Linked DNA regions of Homo sapiens: region 2 is linked to region 1. A link is a loop called in an ENCODE intact Hi-C map of the cell type or tissue named here. Cell type or tissue: HepG2. All regions are shown on one strand.

Evidence for each region. Hi-C counts contacts between places; a loop is a spot of excess contacts. Peaks named below come from ENCODE experiments on the same cell type or tissue, not always from the same donor. Only the 100,000 strongest peaks of a DNase experiment are listed, where the experiment ranks them.
Region 2: a loop joins it to region 1, with 31 times the contacts of the local background. A loop is called at or near these places in 2 of 110 quality-filtered maps.

The regions. Positions count from the first base shown.
Region 1 is chr11:12,361,663-12,369,662 of GRCh38, forward strand. It overlaps a transcript of MICAL2 not described here. Among named protein-coding and RNA genes, the nearest start is that of PARVA, 12 kb to the right of the region's middle. RefSeq lists enhancers at 4,544-5,116, 4,580-4,874. In HepG2, no CTCF peak of the experiment used is centred here; a DNase peak (open chromatin) is centred at 4,779; H3K4me3 peaks cover 443 bases.
Region 2 is chr11:12,054,225-12,062,224 of GRCh38, forward strand. LINC02547 (long intergenic non-protein coding RNA 2547) reads left to right here. Exons shown (of 2, transcript NR_135109.1): 2 at 4,310-7,561. Among named protein-coding and RNA genes, the nearest start is that of LINC02547, 27 kb to the left of the region's middle. In HepG2, no CTCF peak of the experiment used is centred here; no DNase peak of the experiment used is centred here.

The DNA of each region.
Region 1 (8,000 bases):
AGGAAGTGGCAGGTGTTTCCAACCCTGATGAGCTGCAATGAAATTGATGTTTTCTGCATTCTGGAGGCAAATGACAATTCAGCAGTGTCTCTCTTCCCAGGAAGCAGATTTACAGGCTTTTCCTTCCAAACTGAAAATGGCAGCATGCCCCACCCAGGTGGCTGATCAGAGAACTACCTCAGCAGGGCAGAGGTGGCAGGGGGCAGCCGGGGCCGCCACATGAACAGAGAGGGGCAGTCATTGGATGTGGTGAGCTCAAATGTAGGAGTTTATTGTAATAAGAAAGTTCACATACAGGGGAAAGTGTACGATTTCATCTACTGTTTATCTTCTAACCTCACTGCTGAGTAGCTTGTAAAAGATTAATTTGCTCCAACAATTGGGAACTATTCATGTGGATGGAAATGTGTTATTTGTGCACTGCTATAGATACTGAAATGAACCAAAAATAAATGGTTTTGTGTCTCAGGAATCAAAACATTTTCATGTGGGCTTGGTCTGGCACCTCTGAGGGCAGCATCCATTTCATTTATTTGTTCTCAGTGAAAGAGCCTGGGCAAGGCTTTGATTTTGTGTGGGAGTCTGTTAATTAACCTGGGAGATTTTATTACCATGGGGCATCTAGAAGGACTTACCTGACCAGCAAATTGGATTTGAATGGGAGGAGAAGCGAAGAAGGCTCACCTCAGGTGTATTCCTTCAACAAAGAAAGCTGTTTTCAAGGCTGGGGAAGGGGAGGGATGAGGCTTATGGTAGTCCCAGCCCCTCCCTTTCTCTCACCTTTCTCTCACCTGGTTTTGTATTTAATTCGCTCAACAGGAACGTTTCCTTCTGCGCAGATCTAGCCTCTTCCTTCAAGTCACATTCTTTTAGTTTGTTCTTATTACCTCTTTTCTTAACCCCAGCACATGCATATTCTTAAACTATGAGTGCAGGGTACACCAGAATTGCCACATCACAGTAATCAACCCATGAGTCCCAGGAGCTCCCATCATTCCACACGAAGGTGCCCCATTTGTTTGAAAGCTTTTGTCTGCTGATCAAATATTTGAAAGGATTTATTTTTCCATTGAGCATCAACAACAAATATACATAACTGCAGATGAGAGCTCCTGTTTTACCAGCACTAATGTGGGGAGTGAAGAGCTCCAAGCAACAGCCACCTCTGATGGCACTTTGCAAGTTTTTCCTTGGGGCTCAGCTGACATCCTCATACTCACAGAGCTGCAGACTCTCAGCCATTGCTGCAACTCACCGTCTCTGAGCCTTCAGGGCACACTTTCTAATTTCATGCTCACTCCCTCTCCCAGTTCACTTAGAAATAAAAGAAAGCAAAACCAAACATCACAGCACCCTTCCCCCAGCCCCTCTGACCCTGATAATGGTAACAGCTACTGTGAACTCAGCTCTTCTCACCTACCAGGTGAACTAGGCCAGGAAACTCACTCCCCAGAACTCTGTCACCTCTCTGATTTCATCTGACTCACTAGAGTGCTCGTGGAATCTCTTTGGGGACCATCTCTTTGGACTGCCCTCTGCTGACCAGATGTCCAGCCCCTTGCACAGCTCTTTGGCCAATACTCCTTCAAGTATACCCTTTAGTGTTTCCAGCAGACAACATCTGGCCTTGGTGATTTGGTTCCATTTCATTGTTAGACATAATACTTCTAACCTTCCTCCCTAAGAGGAAACATCCAACGTATGAATAGCTATAATATCTCCCCCCAAGAAAGATGGAAGCGGGGTCTCTCACTCCTCCAGATCACACTGACCTAGGAAAGAATTGGGGAGAGGAAAATCAAGACCATGGGTATAATCTCAGTGGCCTGGGACATGGACCACACACCAGTACAATCACTGGGGCCCCAGGTATTCCCCCTTGCCTGGCTGAGTCTGCATTGGCTCACACCTGCTGCTTTCTGCCCTTAAAAGCATTGCTGTGCTCTTGTTTACCTGTGTGTTATTCATTCCTCTGTTTGATTACCCAAGGAGGAACTACTGATTTTAGGGCTTCACTTCTGCAGCTGGCCCTCAGCTATCATGCTGAGGTGAGAAAATCTCTCCACCACTGTCTGTAGTTCATTATTACCCCTGAAGGGTAGGTGAGCAGGTCATCTGTCTCAAAGAACTTTGGACTCATTCCCCCATGGCTGAATCAGAGGCGATTTGAGTGGCATCATCCTGTGTGGTCCTCAAAAACAGCCCTGCCCTCAGTCTACCATGTTACCAACTAAGGCTGAGGTTGTCCAACTTCCTCCTGTCCTGTGACTTCCCTGCCCACCAAGAGAATTCCTATTCTCCCACTCCATCCCTGCCACCTGGACAGCCTTCACCCAGACAGGTAGAATTCCTGGAGGACATGCTCACCGGCAGGCTGACCTTCAAAGGCCACCACTAATATTCCAGAGTTCCCAAGGGGGACATGCAATGAGGCTTGTCCCTTAAGACCCCCACTCCACAGACATTTCATTTCTCACGCATTCCTTTCATCCTAAGAGCACATCTTGCTTGCAGTGATCAAAGAGATCCTCAAGAGGCTCTGGCTGGCTTCTCTCTTCCCCCTCCTGCTTTGCTGCAGTCAAATAACTCTGACTATTGGTTGGGATCCAGAGCTTTTGTAAAACCCTCATCTTGATCTGCAGGGGATGCCATTTTGTCCCTTAGATGGTATGTGGTTCATGTCCCAGGCCACTGAGATGACACCAAGTTCTTGATTTTCCTCTCCCCAATGCTTTCCGAGGTCAGTGTGATCTGGAAGAGTGAGAGTCTCCTAGGGCTGCTGTTACAAAGTACAGCAGGTTTAAAACAGCAGAAATTTATTATCTCCCAGTCCTGGAGGCTAGAAATCCAAAGTTAAGGTGTCTGCTGAGCCATGTTCCCTCTGAGACTCTAGGGGAGGATTCTTTGTCGCCTCCTCCACCTTCTGGAAGTCCCAGGCATCCCTTGGCATGTGGCTGCATCACTCCAATGGCCATCTTCTTCCTGTATCTTTGCATCACATTCCCTCTGTGCATATCTGTGTCCAAATTTTCTTCTTCCCATAAAGATACAAGTCTCATTGGATTAGGTGCCCACCATATTCCAGTATGACCTAAATACAATTTTTAGCAACTAATTACATTGGCAATGACCCTACTTCCAGGATCCCATTCTGAAGTACTGGGTGTTACACCTTCAACGTATCTTTTTTAGGGGACAAAATTCAACCCATAACAGATGGCCTTCACATTTAGGAAGAATATCTTTTCCTAGTGAAAGCCACTTTGGGCTTGAATTTTGCCTTAATTTGCTTTGATATGATTGGTTTACCTCTATCCTGGGTTTTTAAGCTATTCAATAAAAAGCAACCCAGTAAAATAAATAGATAACAGAATACAAAAGAAAAGCTTCCTTCTATATGACAGATACAGATCACATGTAATTTATGAAATCTGAATGGAGCACCTAGACTCCAATTTTCGTTCCATTATCTTGGTACTTATAGTTACTATTTTATTATTCCTTTAATGGTTACCCTAGAGATTACAACATGATCCTTGATTTATCAGAGTCCAATAGAACTTGCTACTTTTACTTCTTCCCAGACAATGCCTGGATCTTAAAACACTTAACTCCATTTATTCACTTCCCGATTTGAATGCTTCTGCTTTTGTGTATTTTATTTTGATTTAGTTTTTAAATCCTGTATTATTTATGTTGTTGTGTATAGCGAATAGGCTTTTATGCTTACCCATATACTTACCCTCACTTGGGATGATTTTCCTTCTGCCATTCACTTCAGTATTTCCTCTTGTTTGGATCAACTATTAATAATTTTTCTCATGGTGGATAAGCTTTTTGATGTGCTGCTGGATTCGGTTTGCTAATATTAGTCTCTCAATTATTGGCTACATGTGATCTCTAGCCCATAATTTAAATTCTGGGTTTTGAATTACTTGTCCATAAAATGGTGGTGATGATAATATCATGTATGAGTCTCAAATGACATACTAATAGCTTGGCCGGGCCCAGTGGCTCATGCTGGTAATCCCAGCATTTTGGGAGGCCAAGGCAGGCAGATAACGAAGTCAGGAGTTTGAGACCAGCCTGACCAACATGGTGAAACCCTGTCTCTACTAAAAATACAAAAATTAGCCAGACTTGGTGGCATGCGCCTGTAATCCCAGCTACTCAGGAGGCTGAAGCAGGAGAATTGCTTGAACCCAGGAGGCAGAGTTTGCAGTGAGCCAAGATCATGCCACTGCACTCCAGCCTGGGCAACAGAGTGAGACTCAGTCTAAAAAAAAAAAAAGAAAAAAGGGCGCTTTTAAGATGGCCAAATAAGAACAGCTCCGGTTTGCAGCTCCTAGCGAGATCGATACAGAAGACAGGTGATTCTTGCATTTCAAACTGAGGTATCTGGTTCCTCTCATTGGGACTGGTTGGACAGTGGATGCAGCCCATGGAGGGCGAGCTGAAGCAGGGCAGGGCATCGCCTCACCCAGGAAGTGCAAGGGGTCAGGGGACTTCCCTTTCCTAGCCAAGGGAAGCCATGGCAGACTGTACCTGGAGAAACTGTACACTCCTGACCAAATACTGCGCTTTCTCCACAGTCTTAGCAACTGGCAGACCAGGAGATACCCTCCCATGCCTGGCTTAGTGGGTCCCACGCCCACGGAGCCTTGCTCACTGCTAGCACAGCAGTCTGAGATCGACCTGCGATGCTGCAGATTGGCGGGGGGAGGGGCGACTGCCACTGCTGAGGCTTGAGTAGCTCACAGTGTAAACAAAGAGGCCAGGAAGCACGAATTGGGTGGAGCCCACTGCGGCTCAGCAAGGCCTACTGCCTCTGTAGATTCCACCTCTGGGGCAGGGCATAATAGAACAAAAGGCAGCAGACAGCTTCTGCAGACTTAAACATCCCAGTCTGACAGTTCTGAAGAGGGCAGTGGTTCTCTCAGCATGGTGTTCGAGTTTCGAGAACGGACAGACTGCCTCCTCAAGTGGGTTCCTGACCCCCGTGTAGCCTGACTGGGAAACATCTCCCAGTAGGGGCCAACAGACACCTCAATCAGGCGGGTGCCCCTCTGGGATGAAGCTTCCAGAGGAAGGATCAGGTAGCAATACTTGCTGTTCTGCAGCTTCCGCTGGTGATACCCAGGCGAACAGCATCTGGAGTGGACCTCCAGCAAACTCCAACAGACCTGCAGCTGAGGGGTCTGACTGTTAGAAAACTAACAAACAGAAAGGAATAGCATCAATATCAACAAAAAGGACATCCACACCAAAACCCCATCTGTAGGTCACCAACATCAAAGATCAAAAACCACAAAGATGGGGAGAAGCCAGAGCAGAAAAGCTGAGAATTCCAAAAAACAGAGTGCCTCTTCTCCTCCAAATGATCACAGCTCCTCGCCAGCAGCAGAACAAAACTGGACAGAGAATGAGTTTGATGAGTTGACAGAAGTAGGCCTCAGAAGGTCGGTAATAACAAACTTCTCCGAGCTAAAGGAGCATATTCCAAACCATCGCAAGGAAGCTAAAAACCTTGAAAAAAGGTTAGACAAATGACTAACTAGAGTAAACAGTGTAGAGAAGACCTTAAATGACCTGATGGAGCTGAAAACCATGGCACAAGAACTTCATGATGCCTGCACAAGCTTCGATAGCCAATTCGATTAAGTGGAAGAAAGGATATCGGTGATTGAAGATCAAATTAATGAAATAAAGCAAAAAGACAAGATTAGAGAGAAAAGAGTGAAAAGAAACAAACAAAGCCTCCAAGAAATATGGGAATATTTGAATAGACCAAATATACGTTTGATTGGTGTACCAGAAAGTGATGGGGAGAATGGAACCAAGTTAGAAAACATTCTTCAGGATATTATCCAGGAGAACTTCCCTAACCTAGCAAGGCAGGCCAACATTCAAATTCAGGAAATGCAGAGAATACCACAAAGATACTCCTCGAGAAGAGCAACCCCAAGACACATAATTGTCAGATTCACCAAGGTTGAATTGAAGGAAAAAATGTTAAGGGCAGCCAGAGAGAAAGGTCAGGTTACCCACAAAGGGAGGCCAATCAGACTAACAGCAGATCTCTCGGCAGGAACACTACAAGCCAGAAGAGAGTAGGGGCCAATATTCAACATTCTTAAAGAAAAGAATTTTCAACCCAGAATCTCATATCCAGCCAAACTAAGCTTCATAAGTGAAGGAGAAATAAAACCCTTTACAGACAAGCAAATGCTGAGAGATTTTTGTCACCACCAAGCCTGCCTTATAAGAGCTCCTGAAGGAAGCACTAAACATGCAAAGAAACAATCGGTACCAGCCACTGCAAAAACATCCCAAATGGTAAAGACCATTGACACTACAAAGAAACTGCATCAATTAATGGGCAAAATAACCAGCTAACATCATAATTACAAGATCAAATTCAAATATAACAATATTAATCTTACATGTAAGTGGGCTAACTGCCTCAATTAAAAGACAGACTGGCAAATTGGATAAAGAGTCAAGACCCATCAATGTGCTGTATTCAGGAGACCCATCTCGTGTGCAAAGACTCACATAGACTCAAAATAAAGGGATGGAGGAAGATCTACCAAGCAAATGGAAAGCAAAAAAACAAAACAAAACAAAACAAAAAGCAGGGGTTGCAATCCTAGTCTCTGATAAAACAGACTTTAAACCAACAAAGATCAAAAGAGACAAAGAAGGCCATTACATAATGGTAAAGGGATCAATTCACCAAGAAGAGCTAACTATCCTAAATATATATGCGCCCAATACAGGAGCACCCAGATTCATAAAGCAAGTCCTTAGAGACCTACAAATAGACGTAGACTCCCACGGAATCACAATGGGAGACTTTAACACCCCACTGTCAATATTAGAGAGATCAACGAGACAGAAGGTTAACAAGGATATACAGGACTTGAACTCAGCTCTGGACCAAGCAGACCTAATAGACATCTACAGAGCTCTCCACCCCAAGTCAACAGAATATACAGTCTTCTCAGCACCACATCACACTTATTCTAAAATTGACCACATAATTGGTAGTAAAACACTCCTCAGCAAATGTAAAAGAACAGAAATCACAACAAACTGTCTCTCAGACCACAGCACAATCAAATTAGAACTCTGGATTAAGAAATTCACTCAAAACTGCACAACTACGTGGAAACTGAGCAACCTGCTCCTGAATGACTACTGCGTAAATAACAAAATGAAGGCAGAAATAAAGATGTTCTTTGAAACCAACGAGAACAAAGATACAACATACCAGAATCTCTGGGACACATTTAAAGCAGTCTGTAGAGGGAAATTTATACCACTAAGTGCCCACAAAGAAAGCAGGAAAGATCTAAAATTGACACCCTAACAACACAATTAAAAGAACTAGAGAAGCAAGAGCAAACAAATTCAAAAGCTAGCAGAAGGCAAGAAATAACTAAGATCAGAGCAGAACTAAAGGAGATAGAGACACAAAAAAACTTTCAAAAAATCAATGAATCCTGGAGCTGGTTTTTTGAAAAGATCAACAAAATAGACCACTAGCAAGACTAATAAAGAAGAAAAGAGAGAAGAATCAAATAGACACAATAAAAACTGATAAAGGGGATGTCACCACCAATCCCACAGAAATACAAACTACCATCAGAGAATACTATAAACACCTCTATGCAAATAAACTAGAAAATCTAGAAAAAATGGATAAATTCCTGGACACATACAACCTCCCAAGACTAAACCAGGAAGAAGTTGAATCTCTGAATACACCAATAACCGGTTCTGAAATTGAGGCAATAATTAATAGCCTACCAACGAAAAAAAGTCCAGGACCAGACGGATTCACAGCCGAATTCTGTCAGAGGTACAAAGAGGAGCTGGTGCCATTCCTTCTGAAACTATTTCAATCAATAGAAAAAGAGGGAATCCTCTCTAACTCATTTTATGAGGCTAGCCCGGTAGAGACACAACAAAAAAAGAGAATTTTAGGCCAATATCCC
Region 2 (8,000 bases), 310 kb before region 1:
TTCAACATAGTGATTTCCCTCTAGGGAATCTGTGCTTAAGAGATCAAGGATGTGTGCCCAGATTTTGCCGAAAGGATGTTGGTTGCAGCATTGTGTTAGCAACCGTTGAAAATAAACCAAGTGTCCATCAAGGGAAGGAGTGACTGAGTCCCAAGCAGCCCTTTATGTTCCTAGAAATCTGCCCAGAAGTCAGAGGTTTGAAACTTATGTAATTTATTTTAAAAAACTGACAGTAACATTTAAAGTTATGAGAGATATTTATATCCCACCCCCCAAATTAAAAACATTATTAAATCACTAATTATTTTCCTCCCAGCTTTATTGAGGTATAATTGACAAATAAAAATTATATCTATTTAAGGTATATGGCTTAATGTTTTGATGTTACAGAAAGATTTTGAAACATGGTAAAATGATCACCACAATCAAGCTAATGAACATATCCATGACCTCACGTAGTTACCATTTTTTTGTGTGTGTTGAGATCATTTAAGATCTACCCTCTTAGCAAATTTCAAGTATACAATACAGTATTAATAACTGTAGTCACCATGCTGTATGTTAGTTCTCCAGAGTTTATTCATCCTGTATAATTGAAACTTTGTACTATTTCACCAACATCTCCCCATATCCCCCCTTTCCCCCTGCCACCCAGCCCCTGACAGCCACTATTCTATTCTCTGCTTCTGAGTTTGACTTTTTCAGCTACCACATATAAATGGGATCAGGCAATACAGTTGTCCCTCAGTATCCTCGGAGGATTGATTCTGGAACCCGCATACCATCCCCATCTTTGCAGATACCAAATTCTGCAGACTCTCAAGTCCCTTATATAAAATGGCATAGTATTTGCCTATAACCTGTGCACGTCCTCCCGTGTACTTTACGTCATCTTTATTTTGTTTTGTTTTGTATTTTTTTTTTTAAGACAGGGTCTCACTCTGTTGCCCAGGCTGGAGTGCAGTGGCACCATCTTGGCTCACTGCAAACTCTGCCTCCTGGGCTCAAGTGACTCTCTTGCCTCAGACTCCCAAGTAGCTGGGATTACAGGCACCCACCATCACACCCCGCTAATTTTTGTATTTTTAGTAGAGACAGAGTTTCGCCATGTTGGCCAGGCTGGTCTCAAACTCCTGGCCTCATGTGATCCGCCCGCTTCGGCCTCCCAAAGTACTGAGGTTACAGGCATGAGCCACTGTGCCTGGCCAACTTTATATCATCTTTAGATTACTCATCATACCTAACACAACGTATATAGCTGTTAGGCTGTATTGTTTAGGGAACAATGACAAGAAAAGTCACAATCTTCATAGGCCTGACTGCATTTTCAATCCACCATTGGTTGAATCCAAGGATGTACTCATGAGTACAGAGGGCCAGTTCAACTGTCTTTCTGTGCCTAACTTTTTTCACTTAGTGTAATGTCCTCCAGGTTCATCCATGTTGTTGCAAATGACAGGATCAAATCACTGGATTGTGCCTAACTTTTTAGATGTAATCTTTAATATGTGTCTTAGTTTGTGTTTTCCCAAAAGTAACATCTAAAACAAAAATCTGATTGCAGGTAGTTTATTTTTGGGGTGATTCCAAGAAATGCTGATAGGGTAGAGGAGAGAGGAAAAAAAATAAGAAAAGGAAATAAAGAAAGCTATAATAAGCCGGGTGCAGTAGCTCATGCCTGTAATTCCAGCGCTTTGGGAGGCTGAGGCAGGAGGACTGCTTGAGCCCAGGAGTCTGGGGCTGCTGTGAGCCATGATCACGCCACTGCACTCCATCTGGGCAACAGAGTGAAACCCTGCCCCCCACCCCCCAAAAAAGAAAGGGAGCCAGTAAAAGATGACTTACTAAGCAAATTACCTATTGACAATGTGGTCCTGCAGAGCACACACAGTAGGCCCCAGGGGCCAGGGGGAGTCCTGAGGCGAGTCCAGAGGCAGGCAGCTGAGGCCAGGCTTGAGTGCATAGAAATGGTGAATGTGGTGGAGGTGACAAGGTGGAGCACTGATAGCTAGAGACAAGTGTGTCTCTAGATTTTGTATGTTTTTCTTTAATCTTTTTTTTTTTCCTTAACAATTGGACCTACAGGTGGCAGACAAATCCAGAGGGTATTCATTGGAGGATGAAGATTTCCTGCCTCTGGTATGCATGATTTCCTCTTTGTCACAATTTGATTTTCAAAGGCAGCAGCATTTCTACATTTCTATTTTCCGCTGGTTTTTATAAAATAGTAAGAAGCCGGGCATGGTGGTGTGCACCTGTAGTCCCAGATATTTGGGAGGCTGAGGTGAGCAGATTGCTTGAGCCCAGGAGTTCAAGACCAGTTGGGTAACACAGCAAGACCCAGTCTCTCAAACAATAACTAGATAGTTAATAAGAAATATTATCTCCAAGTAAGTGCTCTAAGAAAAAACAATGGCTAAGACTTATGAACACATACCATAAGCCAGGTTTGCTTCATTCTAATGGCAATGCTCTGGGGTAAATATTACTGTTATTGCCATTTTACAGTTAAAGAAATGGAGGCCCAGGGAGGTTAAGTAATTAGCTCAAGGACACACAGCCATTAGATGACAGAGCCTGGCAGTCTAGCCCCAGAGTCCATGCTCTTAATCAGCCTGCCCTGCAATGGCCATGTGACTGTTTGATATGGTCCCTCAGCTGACTTTGGAAGCCTGAACATGGCATGTGAAAGAGCATTTAGGGGTGTCAGTAATAATGCACAAAAATGTAGATTTTTTTGGTCCAATTTGAATATAACTACAGTGTGGTATAAAATGGTTTGTGGCAGGTAGAAACATTATGAACTCATTTGGGCTAGAAACATACCTTTCATATTTTCTATGACCTGAGATGAGTTTTTATTCTGAGACACACCTCACTGAATGAAGGAAATTAATCTCAATCCATGTGAGGGCTGCCTTGGCTTTTTCCCAGGGCCAAGGAGGGTGTTTAGTACCAACCATGCTGGGGTGGTGAGAGTGAGGTGGTGGAAGGGTGTCCACACTGAAAGGGCGATATGGTTTAGGTCTGTATCCCCACCCAAATTTCATATCAAATTGTAATCGCCAGTGTTGAAGGTAGGGCCTGGTGGGAGGTGACTGGATCATGGAGGTGGTTTCCAATGATTTAACACCATCCACCTGTGGCTGTCTTGTGATAGAGGTCTCTTGAGATTTGCTTATTTAAAAGTGCATAGCACCTCCCCTTTTCTCTTTCTCCTGCCGGCCATGTGAATATGTGCCTGCTTCCCCTTCCCCTTCTGCCATGATGGTAAGTGTGCTGAGGCCTCCCCAGAAGCAGAAGCCTGTACAGCCCATGGAACCGTGAGCTGATTAAGCCTCTTTTCTTAATAAGTTACACAGTTTCAGGAATGTCTTTACAGCAGTGTGAGAACGGACCAATACAGAGGACCTCCTTGCCGTTCATTACTGGGTCATGGTCCACACCTCCATCCTCACCCTGGCCTTGAGTCCTCTTTGGGCACACTGGCTCTGCAACAGAATTTCCATGCCCTGTTGGAATGCAGGGACATCACCCTAAGGCCACTGGCCGCGCTGAAAGGCCCAGCTGCCCTCTGCTTTCTGAAGTCACTCCCTACATCTCTGCGCCGCTGTGTGTCCCACCCCACAGGAAGAGATTCAACCTGGGAGAGGGAGGCAAGGGGAGGAGGCACCAAGTCTTTTATTTCTATTTTTGCTTCCAAGGGTGAAAAAAATGGCTCTGTCTAGAGACTGTATACCTCCACAGTTGGTGTATCAGCTATTCCAGATTCCTTTCCGTCCCCGCTATCCTAGTTGTCTATTGTTGCATGACAAACGCTGAAACTTAGTGGTATAAAACATACATATTATTTTGGTCCAGGCTTGCCAGATAAAATACTGCAAATCTTTTACCTGTAAATACTGTAAATATTTTATCTTCAAGCTTAAAAAATTAACTTCTATCTCTACTACACAGATAAAAATTTAAACTGAGTTAAACTTGAATTTCAGATAACGTATAATTTTTTAGTGTAAATATGTCCCATGCAATCCCATGTAATATTTGAGAGCTACCTAGACTAAAAAATTATTCCTTGTTGATCTAAAATTCAAATGTAACTGAACATCCTGTAGTTCTATTTGCTAACTCTAGCAACCCTATTTTGGTCGCAGCAGTGTGGGTCAAGAGTTTGGGAAGGGTTTGGAGAGAGCCGAGGGATCCACTTGGAAGGAGGCTTTTCATGCACGTGTCTGGGGTGCCAGGGGTGCTCCTTGGCCTCCTGCCCTTTCTTCACATGAGGTCTGATCTCTGGTGCTTCTCCACGCAGCTCAGGATTCTCACGGTGTGGCTGCTGCAGGGAAGTCAGATCACCTACGTGGAGGCCCAGGGGCCTGGCTCTGGAAACAGGAGGCAGAAGCTGCCAGTCTCTAGTCTTGGGCCTGGCAACTGGCATAGCATTACTTCCGCCCTATTCCATCGCTCAAGCAGTCACAGAACCCACCTGGCTTCAGCAGGAAGGGGCAAGGACCCCGCCTCCTAATGGGAGCAGTGGTGAAGAATTTACAGTCATCTTTAATCTGTCATACCCGCTGAGAAGAAATAGATTTTCTGCCACCTGAAAAGTTGAAAGTCACATGTGTTTTTCTCTTACATCATGGCTTTCCTGAGGTGATGGCAGCAGCTCAGTCCAGCTGCCGTCTGATTGGGCGAAGGGTCCTAGAAGAAGGAAATACAGGAGGGGAGGAATCTTGGCTATTTCAAAATGTCATTCCTTGCATTTATGCAACCAAGGAATCCACGAAGTCAAATCATACGTAACAATTCAAAAGATCTTCAGAAAGATCTTTTTAAAATTTTTTCTTTTTTAAAAAATATATTTTTTCTTTTGAGACAATCTCACGTTGTCGCCCCGCCTAGCTAGTTTTGCATGTAGCTATCAATACTTACGTATTCATGTTTTTAAAAGTAATATCGTATTGTAAACAGAATTTGTAACCTGGTTTTTATGCTTACCATTTTATCTTCAAAAGATCTTGGCTCACTGCAATTTCTGCCTCCTGGGTTCAAGCGATTCTCTGTCTCAGCCTCCCAAGTAGCTGGGATTACATGTGTGCACCACCACACCTGGCTAATTTTTTGTATTAGTAGAGACCAGGTTTCACTATGTTGGCCAGGCTGGTCTCAAATTCTTGGCCTCAAATGATCCTCCTGTCTTGGCCTCCCACAGTGCTGGGATTACAGGCATGAGCCACTGCACCCAGCACATAAAGATCTTTTGATTCTAACACATTTTAATGTTTTCTGTTTGTGTGTTTTTTTGATATTTTATAACATGAATACATGTCTTTTTTATTTCAGGAAAAAAGAGATTATAAAACAAAAAGAAAATACTGTTACAATGAACTGAATGTTTGTGTCCCTATAAAATGTTTATGTTGAAGCTCTAATCCCAAAGTGATGGTATTAGGAGGTAGGGACTTTGGGAAGTAATTAGGTCATGATGGTGGAGCCCTCATAAACAGGATGAGTACTCTTATAAAAGGGACCCCAGGCTGGGCATGGTAGCTCATCCCTGTAATCCCAGCACTTGGGAGGCTGATGTGGGCAGATTGCTTGAGTCCAGGAGTTCGAGACTAGCCTGGGCAACATGGCGAAACCTCATCTCTACTAAAAATACAAAAATTAGCTGGGCATGGGTGGTGCATGCCTATAGTCCCAGCTACTCTGGAGGCTGAGGTGGGAAGATCACTTGAGCCCAGGAGGCAGAGGCAGCAGTGAGCTGTGATGGCACCACTGTACTCCAGCCTGGGTGACAAAGTGAGAACCTGTCTCAAAAACAAAAAACAAAAAAGCCACCCCAGAGAGCTCCTGTGCTTTCTTTCCAATAAGAAGTTGGCAGTCTGCAAGCCATAGAGGGCCCACACCAGAACCATGCTGGCACCCTGATCTTGGACTTCCAGCTTCCAAAATTGAGAAATAGGCGGGGTGCAGTGGCTCACGCCTGTAATCCCAACACTTTGGGAGGCTGAAGCAGGCAGATCACTTGAGGTCAGGAGTTTGAGACCAGCCTGGCCAACATGGCAAAACCCCGTCTCTACTAAAAATACAAAAATTAGCCAGGTGTGGTGTCATATGCCTGTAATCCCAGCTACTCGGGAGGCTGAGGCAGGAGAATCGCTTGAACCCCGGAGGTGGAGGTTGCAGCAAGCCAAGATCACACCACTGCAATCCAGCCTGGGCTACAAAGACAGATTCCATCTCTAAATAAATAAATGCTGTTGTTTTTAACCCACCCAGTTTATGATATTTTGCTATAGCAGCCTCAACAGGCTAAGGCAACTGTCCTGTGGATTATTAACTAGTTGGCTCTTTATACAAATTCTATTGAGCACCTAGCACGTACCAATTACCAGTCTATTCACTGCAATAAGCAAGCCAGACAGGGTCCCTGTCCTCCTGGAGCTCATGGTCTGGAGAAGCACCTGGACTGTTCTTTGGTAGTGGCATCTGAATCCAGAGCTTCCTGAGTTTTGCTCCTAGAGGACCTTGTGCAGAGCTGCCTGCTGAGGGGGAACAGCCCAATGGCTTCCTAGCGCACTTGCCAAATACCTGCCTCCAAGCCGTCTGCTTCTTCCATCAGGTCCTTGCTTTTGGATCCCAGAGACTTCATTTCCTGCCCTACTTTTCCTTCCAAGAGCTCAGTGGAGAGTTCTCTTCCTAAAAAAAGAGAAGCTTACTTCCTCAGCAGTGTTATCTCTGGGTCTCAACCATAAGGCTGGAATTTTCCCACTCAGCCATGGAGTAGTGTTGCCCTTTCCATCTTCCTGAAGCCAGAGCATGCAACATGTGGTAGAAGCCATTAGTAAGAGATGGGTAGCAGTCAAGGGCATGGCCCCAAGTCTGGACTCGTGGCTACTGGGGAGAAAGGGAAATTGATGAAGCTCCTATAGTGTGACTGCTATTGTGTGCTACATTCACAGAATCCCCAACTGCCCTATGATGCAGACCAGGCTCTCCAAGGCTGGGTCCTGAGAAATGGTACTTTCTTCAGATGTTAATAGATTCTGTGTGCAATTTTGGGAAATTCTATAGTTCTTTGTTCAGTGCTTTTAATAGGCTAATGTGCATGGTGAAACTCAAAGGGGGAGGTTATGACAGGCAGTCTCCCCCAAATTTATTTCACCCAAATGCCCCATACTAGATTGAATAGTGTCCCCCCAAAATTCAAGTCCACCCAGAACCTCGGAATGTGGCCTTATTTGGAGATAGTCTTTGCAGGCATAATTAATCAAGGTGATGCCACGCTGGAGTAGAGGGAGCCCTAACCCAATGACGGATGTCCTTAGAAGACGAGAAAACAGAGACACATGGCGAAGAAGGCCATGTGATGAGAGGGTCAGAGACTGGAGAGATTCATCCACAAACCAAGGAACGTCAAGGGGTGCCGGAAACCCCCGAAGCTAAGAAGAAGCAAAAAAGGAGCTTTCCCCTCAGGGTTCAGAGGGAGCATGGCCTGGCTGACACCTCGATTTTGGACATCTAGCTCCAGAACTGTGAGAAAATAAATTTCTGTTGTTTTAAGTCACCTGGGTTGTGGTCATTTGTTACAGCATCCGCGGGGAACTAATATGACCCCTTTATACCTTGAATCCTATTAACCAGTGATACAGGTTACCACTTTGAAAATAGGCAATGTGGTTGTCCCCACTTTACAGATGGGGAAACTGAGATTCTTTGAGGATCAGTAGCTTTCCTCAGGCTCCACAGAGTGTGGCTTCCATAGCAGTGTCAGAGCTCACACCTGGGTCTCTGCGTCCGCAGTGTTGAACCCTCTCCCTGGTGCCACAGCTGCATCCTTCAGACCCGGGCTTTCGTGGTTTCTAGTGAGTCTCAGGTGTCTGTTTCCAAAGTCGTTGCTCCCCTTCCTGCCTGGCACCCTGCAGTGACAAGCCAGCCCTGGAGGCCTCTCTATGCAGGATCCTCTCTTCCCCTTGGCCATTGAGAAGGGAAGTGTCCTT